Linked DNA regions of Homo sapiens: region 2 is linked to region 1. The links are chromatin loops, found by intact Hi-C in ENCODE. Cell type or tissue: sigmoid colon. All regions are shown on one strand. Each heading gives the region's core, and the rest is flanking DNA. Links, peaks and the distances in the headings are about the cores only. Region 1 overlaps FAM3C (FAM3 metabolism regulating signaling molecule C). Region 2 overlaps PTPRZ1 (protein tyrosine phosphatase receptor type Z1).

Evidence for each region. Peaks named below come from ENCODE experiments on the same cell type or tissue, not always from the same donor. Only the 100,000 strongest peaks of a DNase experiment are listed, where the experiment ranks them.
Region 2: a loop joins it to region 1, with 11 times the contacts of the local background. A loop is called at or near these places in 46 of 110 quality-filtered maps.

The regions. Positions count from the first base shown.
Region 1 is chr7:121,364,068-121,369,459 of GRCh38, reverse strand. FAM3C (FAM3 metabolism regulating signaling molecule C) reads left to right here. Exons shown (of 10, transcript NM_014888.3): 6 at 5,272-5,330. Among named protein-coding and RNA genes, the nearest start is that of FAM3C, 30 kb to the left of the region's middle. In sigmoid colon, for the core only: a CTCF peak has its summit at 2,438 (motif pointing left); no DNase peak of the experiment used is centred there; H3K27ac peaks cover 237 bases.
Region 2 is chr7:121,992,751-121,998,142 of GRCh38, reverse strand. PTPRZ1 (protein tyrosine phosphatase receptor type Z1) reads right to left here. Exons shown (of 30, transcript NM_002851.3): 9 at 1,577-1,761; 10 at 137-263. Among named protein-coding and RNA genes, the nearest start is that of PTPRZ1, 120 kb to the right of the region's middle. In sigmoid colon, for the core only: CTCF peaks have their summits at 2,986 (motif pointing right) and 3,301; no DNase peak of the experiment used is centred there.

The DNA of each region.
Region 1 (5,392 bases), core at 307-5,306:
GGATTTTATACCCAAGCCTCAGGTTAAAGTCCAAAGAAAGAGTCTTAAGTTTTCTGAGAGTCATTTATTCACCTGTTCAGCAAGTATTTTTGAGCATAATCCCTCCTGTCATGGAACTTACAGTTTAGTAGGGGTGACAGATGCTTAAAAAAAATACGTACTTATAAATTGTGACACCAGGCTGGGCGTGGTGGCTCATGCCTGTAATCCCAGCACTTTGGGAGGTCGAAGCGGGTGGATCACCTGAGGTCAGGAGTCTGAGACCAGCCTGGCCAACATGGTGAAACCCCGTCTTTACTAAAATACAAAAGTTAGCCGGGCGTGGTGGCACATGGGCCTGTAATCCTAGCTACTTGGGAGGCTGAGGCACGAGAATCTCTTGAACCCAGGAGATGGAGGTTGCAGTGGGCCAAGATCGCACCACTGCACTGCAGCCTGGGTGGGCGGCAGAGCGAGACTTTGTCTCAAAAAAAAAAAAAAAAAAAAACAACAACAACAACAAAAAATGAACAAACAAATTGTGATACCAGCCCTGCAGGGCAGCAGGGTGTGATGAGTACTGGCGAGAGTGGATGGAAAGAGGTGTCTAACTTTTAGATTGAGGGTTATGGAACAGTTTCTAAGACAGTGATGTGTATTCTGAGATCTGAGGGATAGAAAGGAAGACCATCCTTGGTCTTCGAGCAGGAGGAAGAAGCCTGCTCGAAGGCCCTAAGATTGGATAGCTCTGGAGAGAAGTGAATTAGGGCCAGGCTGCATAGGAACTTGTAGGCCACGCAGGTAAAGGGTTGAGACTTTTTTCTGAGTGTATTGAGAACTTGTGGAAGGATTTCAAATTCTGGCATGTCGTGATTTTATTTATATTGAAAAAAGTTATCTGGTTGCTGTGTAAAATAATTAAGGAAGTGGAATAGAGAGGACAATTGGAAGGCCATTGCCAGTTACTGCCACAGCACTTTCATACTGCCTCCCTGTTGGTAACAGACTTTATTGCTTATACATTCACTAAAATCTATAAGTAGATAATAAAAATAACACAAGCAGAGAATTTAGTCTTTTCACAGCACCTGCTCTGAGTACATGTAACTCACTTTGGAGACTACTAATCTTGGATCAGTGTGTCTCAATGGGGGCAGTTTTGCTTTCCAGGGAACATTGTAATTTTGGGTTGTCATAGCTTTGGAGGTACTCCTTGTAGAGGCCAGAGATGCTGTTAAACATCTTTCAGTGCATAGGTCAGCTCATCCACAAGAATTATCAGGCTCTTAAAATGAGAGGCTGGGTTTGAGAAACTCTGATACAGACAGGTGATAATTACAATTAGGATGGTGGTCATAAGTAGTTGAAGTCAAAATACATTATGCTGATAAAGATGTGTTTTAAATGTCTCATTAGTTAGAAAATCGCAGGTATGAACCTCAGGTCTCAGGAAAAACAGTAATTGCAGCTTTTTTTTTTCCTTTACTTTTTCTTTTTTCTTTTCTTTTTTACCTAGAGACAGGGTCTCATTCTGTTGCCCAGGCTGGAGTACAGTGACGCAATTTTAGGTCACTGCAACTTTGAATGCCTGGACTCAAGCGATCTTCCCACCTCCACCTCCTGAGTAGCTGGGACTACAGGCGCATACCACCACATGCAGCTAATTTTTCTATTTTTGTGGAAATGGGGTCCCATTGTGTTGCCCAAGGTGGTCTTGAAGTCTTGGGTTCAAGCAGTCTTCCCACCTCAGCCTCCCAAAGTGCTGGGATTACAGGTTTTTTCTTTCTCGTTAGAGCACCCATAGAACTAACTTATGTTCCAATTATAATTTTCATCTAAGGCATATATTCATTTGATTTCAATTTGTATGAATTTGATATTAGGAATAATTCATTACTTTTGATTTTAATGGTAATGTTTGCTGCAAGAATATGAGATTATTTTGAGGGATTTTTTTTTAACAAGGGATCAATGTTTTTGGCTATGAGGGCAAAGAGGTAAAATCAAGGTTATTATGTATGTACTTACATAATCATTTAAAATGTAACCATTTAAAAATGTAAAAACTATTCTAAGCTCATGAGTAGTAAAACAAATCAAAAAACCAGTTGGCAGGATTTGGCTCGTGAGCTATAGTTTGCCAAGCCCTGCTTTAAACTAACCATCTTAAGAGATAATAACTAATAACTAGGACATGAAGTAGCTATTTGAAACAAATCTATATTTGGATATATTGAGTATTTCTACAGATGATATAATCATTTCCTTTAGAATTTTGCCTAGAGATGTGGGAAGGGGTACCTTATATTCATGAAGGATAAAAGAAAATATTTCAACTTGTGTTAGTAAGGGTTACTAACCTTTATACATTTTAAATCTCAGTGGATTTTTTATTTGTTAGAGATTTTCTGTTTGAATTTCAGTTTTTAAAAATTGATAAGCTGCTGCCCTCTTGTGGGAAGCCTATGTCATTGTGCTTCTTTGTTACCTTTATTTCTTTGCTTTATGATAGATTTCAGTCTGTAAAATGCCACATCATACTCCTTGATGATCTTTACTTGGAAAAGTCACTCTGGCACTTAACCCGTTAATCACAGCAGTTACTTCTTAATGATGGAGTTTACTTATTGAATGTATTTCTGAAAGAAACAGAACAGTACATTTTGAAACTTCCTTCTCTTTGATGCAGCTGAGCCAATGGTTAAGTAGTAAAGCATAGAACCTTTTAAATGTATATGCTCCAAGCTAGTACTTTTAAACAGCTTTGAGATATAATTCACATGCCGTCCATTTTGCTCATTTATATTATACAGTCAGTGGTTTATTATATTCACAGATATATGCAATCTCTGCCACAGTCAATTTTAGAAAATTTTTATACCTCAAAAAGAAACCCTGTACCCCTTAGCTAATATCCTTCTATGCCTTTCTTGTCCTGCCCCACTTCCCCACCCCCAAACCCTAAGTTAACCATTAGTTTCCTTTCTGTCTTTATAGATTTGCCTATTTTGGACAGTTCATATAAGTGGTATATAATATTTGGTCTTTTGTGATTGGCTTCTTACCATAATGTTTTCAGGCTTCCTCCATGTTATATCATGTATCAGAACTTCATTCCTTTTATGTCTGAACGATATTCCATTGTATGGATATACCACATTTTGTTTACTCATTCATTAGTTGGTAGACATTTGAGTTGTTTCCACTTTTTAACTATAATGAGTAACATTTACAGAAACATTTATGTACACATTTTATGTGGACATATGTTTTGATTTCTTTATACTCCCAGGGAGTGGATTTTGTTTTAGGTGGTAACTCTGTTTAATTATTTGAGGAACTGCCAGATAGTTTTCCAAAGTGGCTGCATCTGTTTGCATTTCCGCCAGCAGTGTATGAAGGTTCCAATTTCTCCACATCCTTGCCAACACTTGTTATTATCTGACTTACTGATTATAGCCAGCCTAGTAGATGTGAAGTGAAATCTCATTTGCATTTCCCTGATGATTAGTGGTGTCTAGCATGTTTTTGTGTGCTTATTGGCCATTTGTATATCTTCTGTGGAGAAATGTCTGTTGAAACCCTTTGCCCATTGATAAATTGGGTTGTTTCTTTATAATTGAATTGTAATTTCTCTTTTGATTAATGTTTGCATGATATGTCTCTTTCTACCCTTTTACTTTCCACTGCCTATATAATTATATTTAAAGTGAGTTTCTTGTAGACAGTGTGTAGTTGGTTCCTGTTTTAATTCACTTTGCCAATTTCTGTCTTTATTTGGTATGTTGAAACTATTTTCATTTATTATAATTATTAATATATGAGGGTTTAAGTCTATTTTATTATTTGTTTTCATTTTCTCATTTTCCTGCCTTCCTATGAGTTACATAAACATTTTAAAAAAGTGTTTCTTTTGATTTATTTATAGTGTTTTTGAATGTATCTCCCTATAGCTTCTTTAGTGCTTTCTCTCTTTACACAAAAAGTTTGCAGACTCAAGTTCTAGACTTGAGGTGAGGGAGAAAATATTACACAGATTAAATTGAAAAATATGTCCTATCTATATCTATTATATGGTGGATAGCACCAAAAATGTAGGAAGTAGTCTTCCAATATTTAAAACTTATTATCTGATTCAGTCATCATTGACAGGCAAGTGGAATTTGAACATGAATCTCCATTATTTGTTTTTCTTTATTTTATCTTATTAACATAGATCCAACGTTTGTTAGAACTGAGCTCATTCATCAATTGCAACCATAGTTCAGCTGCAGATGTGAATTGTTTGAAAAATCAACTAAAATACTCTGTGAGAATCGACTGAGATTTATAATAAAGTACATCGTAGATTTTATTTATGAAATTGTGTGCTATACATCTTTTAGTAGTTTATAATAAATTGTGTACCTATGTGTATATATAATTCTGTCTATATAAGGACAAGTGTGTGCACGTGTAGTCACATATGTGCATATTGCCTCTCTCTCCTAAACACAGAGCAGTTGTTAAATAGTTAACAGCACACCACTGGGAGTATTACTATTACCTTGAAGTTTTGAGTTAAAAGAACTCACAATTTTAGTTTAATAATTCTAATTTGAGCAATTGAACAAACTGAACTGATAACCAGCAAATTTGTCACTGGTACCTTCCATTTTACAGTGTCATTGTCTTTATATAGTGGTCTGTGAGCTGCCCATGGAAGTCGATTATTTCAGGTAGTCACCACGTAAGTGACTGTCATTCAATGCAGTGATTTCATGAGTGCAATATTTCTTAGTGTAGACGAACTTTACAGTGATAATCACTAGGAGAATGTTCACAATTAGGTAAAACATTCATGAAAGAGTGCTCCCCCACTCTGTTTGCTTTTAGATTTAAATGATGGGGGTAGTATCTCGCTTCTGTTTCATGTCACGCTGGTATTGAAGAGAGCAGAAAAGAGATTATCTTTTGTTTGATACCTTAAGAATGATGCAGAACATATGCTTAATGTCCATGTTTTAAGAATAATCTGAAGCAGTGTAGCACAAAAATGGTCTATTATTTCAGGCCTAATATTTTTTAATATGTATTTCTATTTGTGAAATATTATTTAAGGACATTGCTTTAAAATTATTCAGTATTAGACTGTCTTCTCTGACTTAGTAGAGATCTTTTTAATTTCCTCCGCAGCACTGAACAATTGAAAATATGTATAATATTCCTAACTTTTTTTGCAAGACTTTATTTTTCTGATATGTTATTGTACAATATTTAATTCTAAATTTATTTCAATTTCTCCCCCTTCAGTTTAATGAGTGGTGTTAAGAATAATGTTGGAAGAGGGATCAATGTTGCCTTGGCAAATGGTAAGAACAATTATTTTAGCTTATGGATGTAATCATTGGGTATTTTTCTGTCCCAAAGTAAA
Region 2 (5,392 bases), core at 145-5,144, 630 kb before region 1:
CCCGGCAATCCAGACTTAAGAGAAAATCACTTTGCCTTTTGGCCAAAAGAATATAGAGAGAAAGCATCAATGCATACAGTAATTAAACTAACCTCATTTATTGAGTTAATATATAGATGTATCTGGTGGCACTTACCAGGATTATCAGTAGGCATGTCGACAATCAGTTGGTCGCTGTATTTTCCATATAAGCCATTAGTGCATATGGCTACTATCTGAAGAACATAACTCATATTGGGTAGCAAATTATTGAGAATAGCACCCTAAAAGAAAGATGTTAGTAATTATACAAATGTTATTCTCATAGGACTACCAACACACTAGGTATCTTTCCTAGAAAACTTTTTCTCCCTGGTCCGTGGAAAATACTTCTATTTTATTAACCTAAGGAAAAGTTTATGCAATGTTGCTTAGTTAAACTTGTGGTATTTGTGAATTATGAAGAACTGGAAAGCTAGGCTTTTTTTTTTTTTTTGCTTTTTAAAAATCAGATTTAGTTTCAGGAAGTTTCATTTTTAGCCAGAACTCATCAAATTCATAAATTAGTACTACAAACTAAAAATTAATATTTTAGACAAATAAATGGGGGGCATTTGCAAACAAGGAGCAATGTGAAAAAGTGAACAACTAAGTTATCTCTTTTTCTTGACAATATATATGCAAGAACAGTAATAGAATTATCTTCTTCACGTAATTATGAAATAAACATTTTTATTACTATTTATTTCACGATTTTCCCAGGTCATTGTGTCTCCATATTCCAGGCAACTGAATTAAAAGGTTACTAAAATTTTATCCATTTTGTCCACATGATATGAAACATAATTAATAGTGCATTTTTATTTAAATGCAGGTTCCCAGGACTTGCAGGACTCTAGGTGCCTGAGTGCAGAGTCCAGTGTCCTTTAACCTGCAGTGGGGACTTTCTGGACCTACATCCAGATGAAGGTTTGTCAACTACACCCTAATCTATGGCCAACACTTCCCTACCAGAGCAAAGTTTAATACTGACATGCTCAGGCCACAAAGGGAATCTGTACTTTATTCGCATGCGCTGGTGGAGGGAGGCAGGGGTGGATCTTTTTGTAAGAAATGTTTTCTTACATCCCCAAAGTTCTGACCCAATCATGACTTCCCAGCTGTTATCTGAAAATTTTTTGGTGCAACAAAGAGGACTTGTATGTCCCCTACTCTACTTTTCCTGTGCTGATATAGCGTAATGGAAGACACAATATAAAATGTATCAGGGCACTGAGATTCTGGCACTATTCTACAACTGAAATCTTAAGAAAGGCCACACTAAATGATCTCCAGTTCATAAGTCATATGTATCTACTCTATAGTGTTATTGTTGGCAAAGTTATGATATCCATTTAATTAAATGTAACTTTAAACATAATTTAGTATAGCTTCTAATTTAAAATTTTTTTTTAAATTTAAAAATACTCAGCCTACCCCACCTTCACATAAAGTCTAAAAGTAATGGAGGAAAATAATATACAACCATTTGTAAGTTCTTACCTTGGAAATTAAATTATAATGTTACCCTATGTAAAACAACTGATCATATAGTTACCAAGTCTTGATAGCCATCTGTCAAAAATTCATGCTTGGTTTGGTCCTCTCCATCCAACTGCTGGTACAAAACTGCAAACTTCTCAATCATGGTATCATAAACGACTCGAGGTCTTTCCCATGTAACAAGAAGGCTGGTATAATTCTCTGGGTCAGCCTGAACATTTTCTGGTTCTGAACTACAAACTTCAGAGAGAAAAAAGTACAGTTGTTGATAGAACTTAGCCTTGAGGACTTGAATAAATAAAACATATTCTATAAAAATTTTATTGTGTTTTATTTCAATGTAAAGTAAAAAGTTACACTTTCCCACTGTGGAGCTTTTGCTTATTCCATTTCCTATATCTAAAATACTCTTTCCACCCCTCTTAACTCTATCTGTTCAAATCCCAGCTTTCCATTCTGGAAAGGTCTTGGTCAAATGCTACCTCCTTCATTACTCACATTAATCTCTACTGAAGTGATCTCTGTCATTGTCAATTGCCTATTTTATCATTATTACTGCATTATTTGCATACTTTCGTATTGTATTTTTCCTGAATGAATCTTGACTCCTCTAGTGGATTATAAACATAAGAACCATAGCTCTGTAGTTCTATATTGCCTAGAACATTGTTTTGAATATACCTGGCATACAGATTCATTTTTAGAAATAAATGAACAAAGAATATCTGCAAGCTCATGATGACTTAATTTCTCTTGTTTGGTACCTGAAAATATATTCAGTTCAGGATGAGGATAATTTCAATTATGAAAGACATACTATTATCGGAACATTTTGTTATTAGACAATCCTTGAACTAATTTAAAATTCCCAACCAGAGAAAACCAAAGAAAACCTAAAATTGCCATTTCAGTATTTTTCAGACGTGCTGACAAAAATCCCATTTTGTTATCATAAGTAAATTAAGAAAATAATTTTAGGGAATTAAGAGACTTGTTTGTCTCATCTGAAAAAGTAGTATTATGAAAAATCATTCAGAGACTTCTTAAAATGAATTCAGGCCCATGCTGGGAATCATGCCCCAAATTTAGTCCCATCAGAGAGTGCCCTGGTACTTTCCAAAATGCACTTATAATGTGATAGTTTGGACTAATTTGGAAAAGAAAAACTATAACATTTTATGATATTTTACTAACGAAGCAGAGTAATAAATATCTCTTCATGGGCCAGATTTGCAAAGCAGAGGGAGAGAAAGATCTCTCAGGCTGAATATTAATTAATATACTTACTTGTTTTCAGGTGACACCTGAAGTTACAAAGCCACTCAATGAGAGCATGCAGTAGACTTAGGTAAATCAGTCATCACTGATACAACAATTACAAGGACTCAAAAATATGTTAACAACTGCCGCCGATTGTGACCAAAATGACTTGTCTCTGCTAGTTTGCAGTTCACCTCATGAACACCGGAGGGCACCCACAACTAACAATTGGTCTTACAAATGGAAACAAATTTTACATATAATACTTAGTAGTCACAATTTTAGCATATGTACAATATGATAGCAATGGCATAGCATATGTACAGTATGCTAGCAGTGGTACAGAAATTATTTAGGAAATATGAATATATATATATACCTTTTACAAATAAATACATGTATAGCTTTATATCAGTTAGAAATTATTTTTCACTTCAAACCTTTGATGTTATTTTTTGTTTAGGGAGGGCTTAGGTTGGGGTGTTCCTTTAGAAATAAAAGAAAAATTATTTCATTGTCAAAAAACATGAATTCAGAATAAGAAAATATATTTTAATTTAGGTGTATACTACATGATGTTACTCTACTGAGTGAGACTTCTACTGATGTCCACCAGATGGCAGAAGACCTTCAAATTGTCTCAAGTGAGCTATTCACGTTTCTATCATTGGAGCAACAAGCTCGTTCTTGCTTCTAATGAATCCCAAGTTCACTTTTAGAAAAGTTGGAAGTGACTCTGGACAATATCATTTGTAGACTTCGTCCTCCAAAAATCAATTCCACTTTTTACAGAATGGGAATGATTTAAAGTGAACTATACACTTCAAGATGAAACTGTTTGGAAATGCATTAATTTTGGCTAACACGGTGAAACCCTGTCTCTACTAAAAATACAAAAAATTAGCCAGGCGTGGTGGCGGGCGCCTGTAATCCCAGCTACTCGGGAGGCTGAGGCAGGAGAATGGCGTGAACCCGGGATGCGGAGCTTGCAGTGAGCCCAGATTGCGCCACTGCACTCCAGCCGGGGCAACAGAGCAAGACTCCGTCTCAAAAAAAAAAAAAAAAAAAAAAAGAAATGCATTAATTTTATGCATACATACAAAGCATAACAATCTCTTAAGAAAAAAATAAAGGATTCATTGCAAAACATCCAAAGGACTACTGCCTAAGCAGCAGAAACGACTTTGGTTGGATGTCTATGTTTGTCTCGCCTTAGTAGTAGCAATCAGTAGACGTGTCAAAATTTATGAATCAACATTAATATAAAGTAGAGCTCCAAAAAGAAAGTTATATTTTCTTGCCCATAAGTTTTCACTTCTTTGTTCTCCTCCTTGTAAATCTGTAAGAGTTTGTTAGTTATTTGTTTAATAGCTTGAGTTTATATTTTAATTAGAAATTTACTTTTTAAATACCTGTGTTTATTGTTAATCAACAATATAGTTGTATGCTATCAAGCTTCAGGTAAATCTTTTATTTTAGATGTGGAGACACAGGCTCTTATGGTGAAAAAAACATACATACTTTAGAATGTTATTAACAGAAAAGCCTATATTTCTATATGTAGTTTATGATCTTGCCAAAGGGTTTCCTTTCTATAAGATAGAGCTGAATCTTTTAAATAACAATTTAGTTAATTCCATACACACTATTTGGTGTTCAAACCATGGAATGACCATAGAAGAAGTGATTAATAGACACTAAATTTCCCAGGTTTTGCATATATTTCCTATTGAAATCAGCCCAATTATCTTTGTTTTTTGTTTTGTGTTTTTTTTTTTTTTTTTTTTTTGAGACAGTCTCGCTCTGTCATCCAGGTTGGAGTGCAGTGCCACAATCTCGCCTTACTGCAAACTCCGCCTCCTGGGTTCACACCATTCTCCTGCCTCAGCCTCCCGAGCAGCTGGGATTACAGGTGTCCACCACCATGCCCGGCTGTTTTTTTTTTGTATTTTTAGTAGAGATGAGGTTTCACTGTGTTAGCCGGGATGGTCACCGTGTTAGCCAGGATGGTCTCGATCTCCTGACCTCGTGATCCTCTCACCTCAGCCTCCCCAAGTGCTGGGATTACAGGCATGAGTCACCGCACCCGGCCAGCCCAATTATCTTATTAGAAGCATACCTACTCTGTAAAGTACATTTTCTGGATTGAAAATCAATAACATTTTTCCAGATCAATATGTACTCAGACATCAAATACAAGCTACTATAAAGTAAAATAGTAACAAAAATATAATTTTCCTGATCATGAGGAGTTCGAAACTGTTGAAGCTTCATTCTCTCCCTCAGGCCTATATCTCACATACTGATTCCTTTCCATGTCTACATGTGATCTGGGTCATAGTTACTGATTCTTCAGGGCACACTGGCTAAGAAGGAGAACCTAGTTACTGGTTAGTGCAGGCTTCTGGCTGTGAGTCTGGGGCCCACGTCAAGTCACGTAGAGTACAAGTAAATGGCACTGCACCATACATGAGCAGTGAGCAAAGAATCCTCACTATAAAGAATGAGAATGTAGTCTCCTTTATCAGGGAGCTATACATGTTCTTGCTTTAAAAACTTATTTTTGGCATTCCACTCTCATCTGCTTGGTTCTAGGCACTCTAGACATACA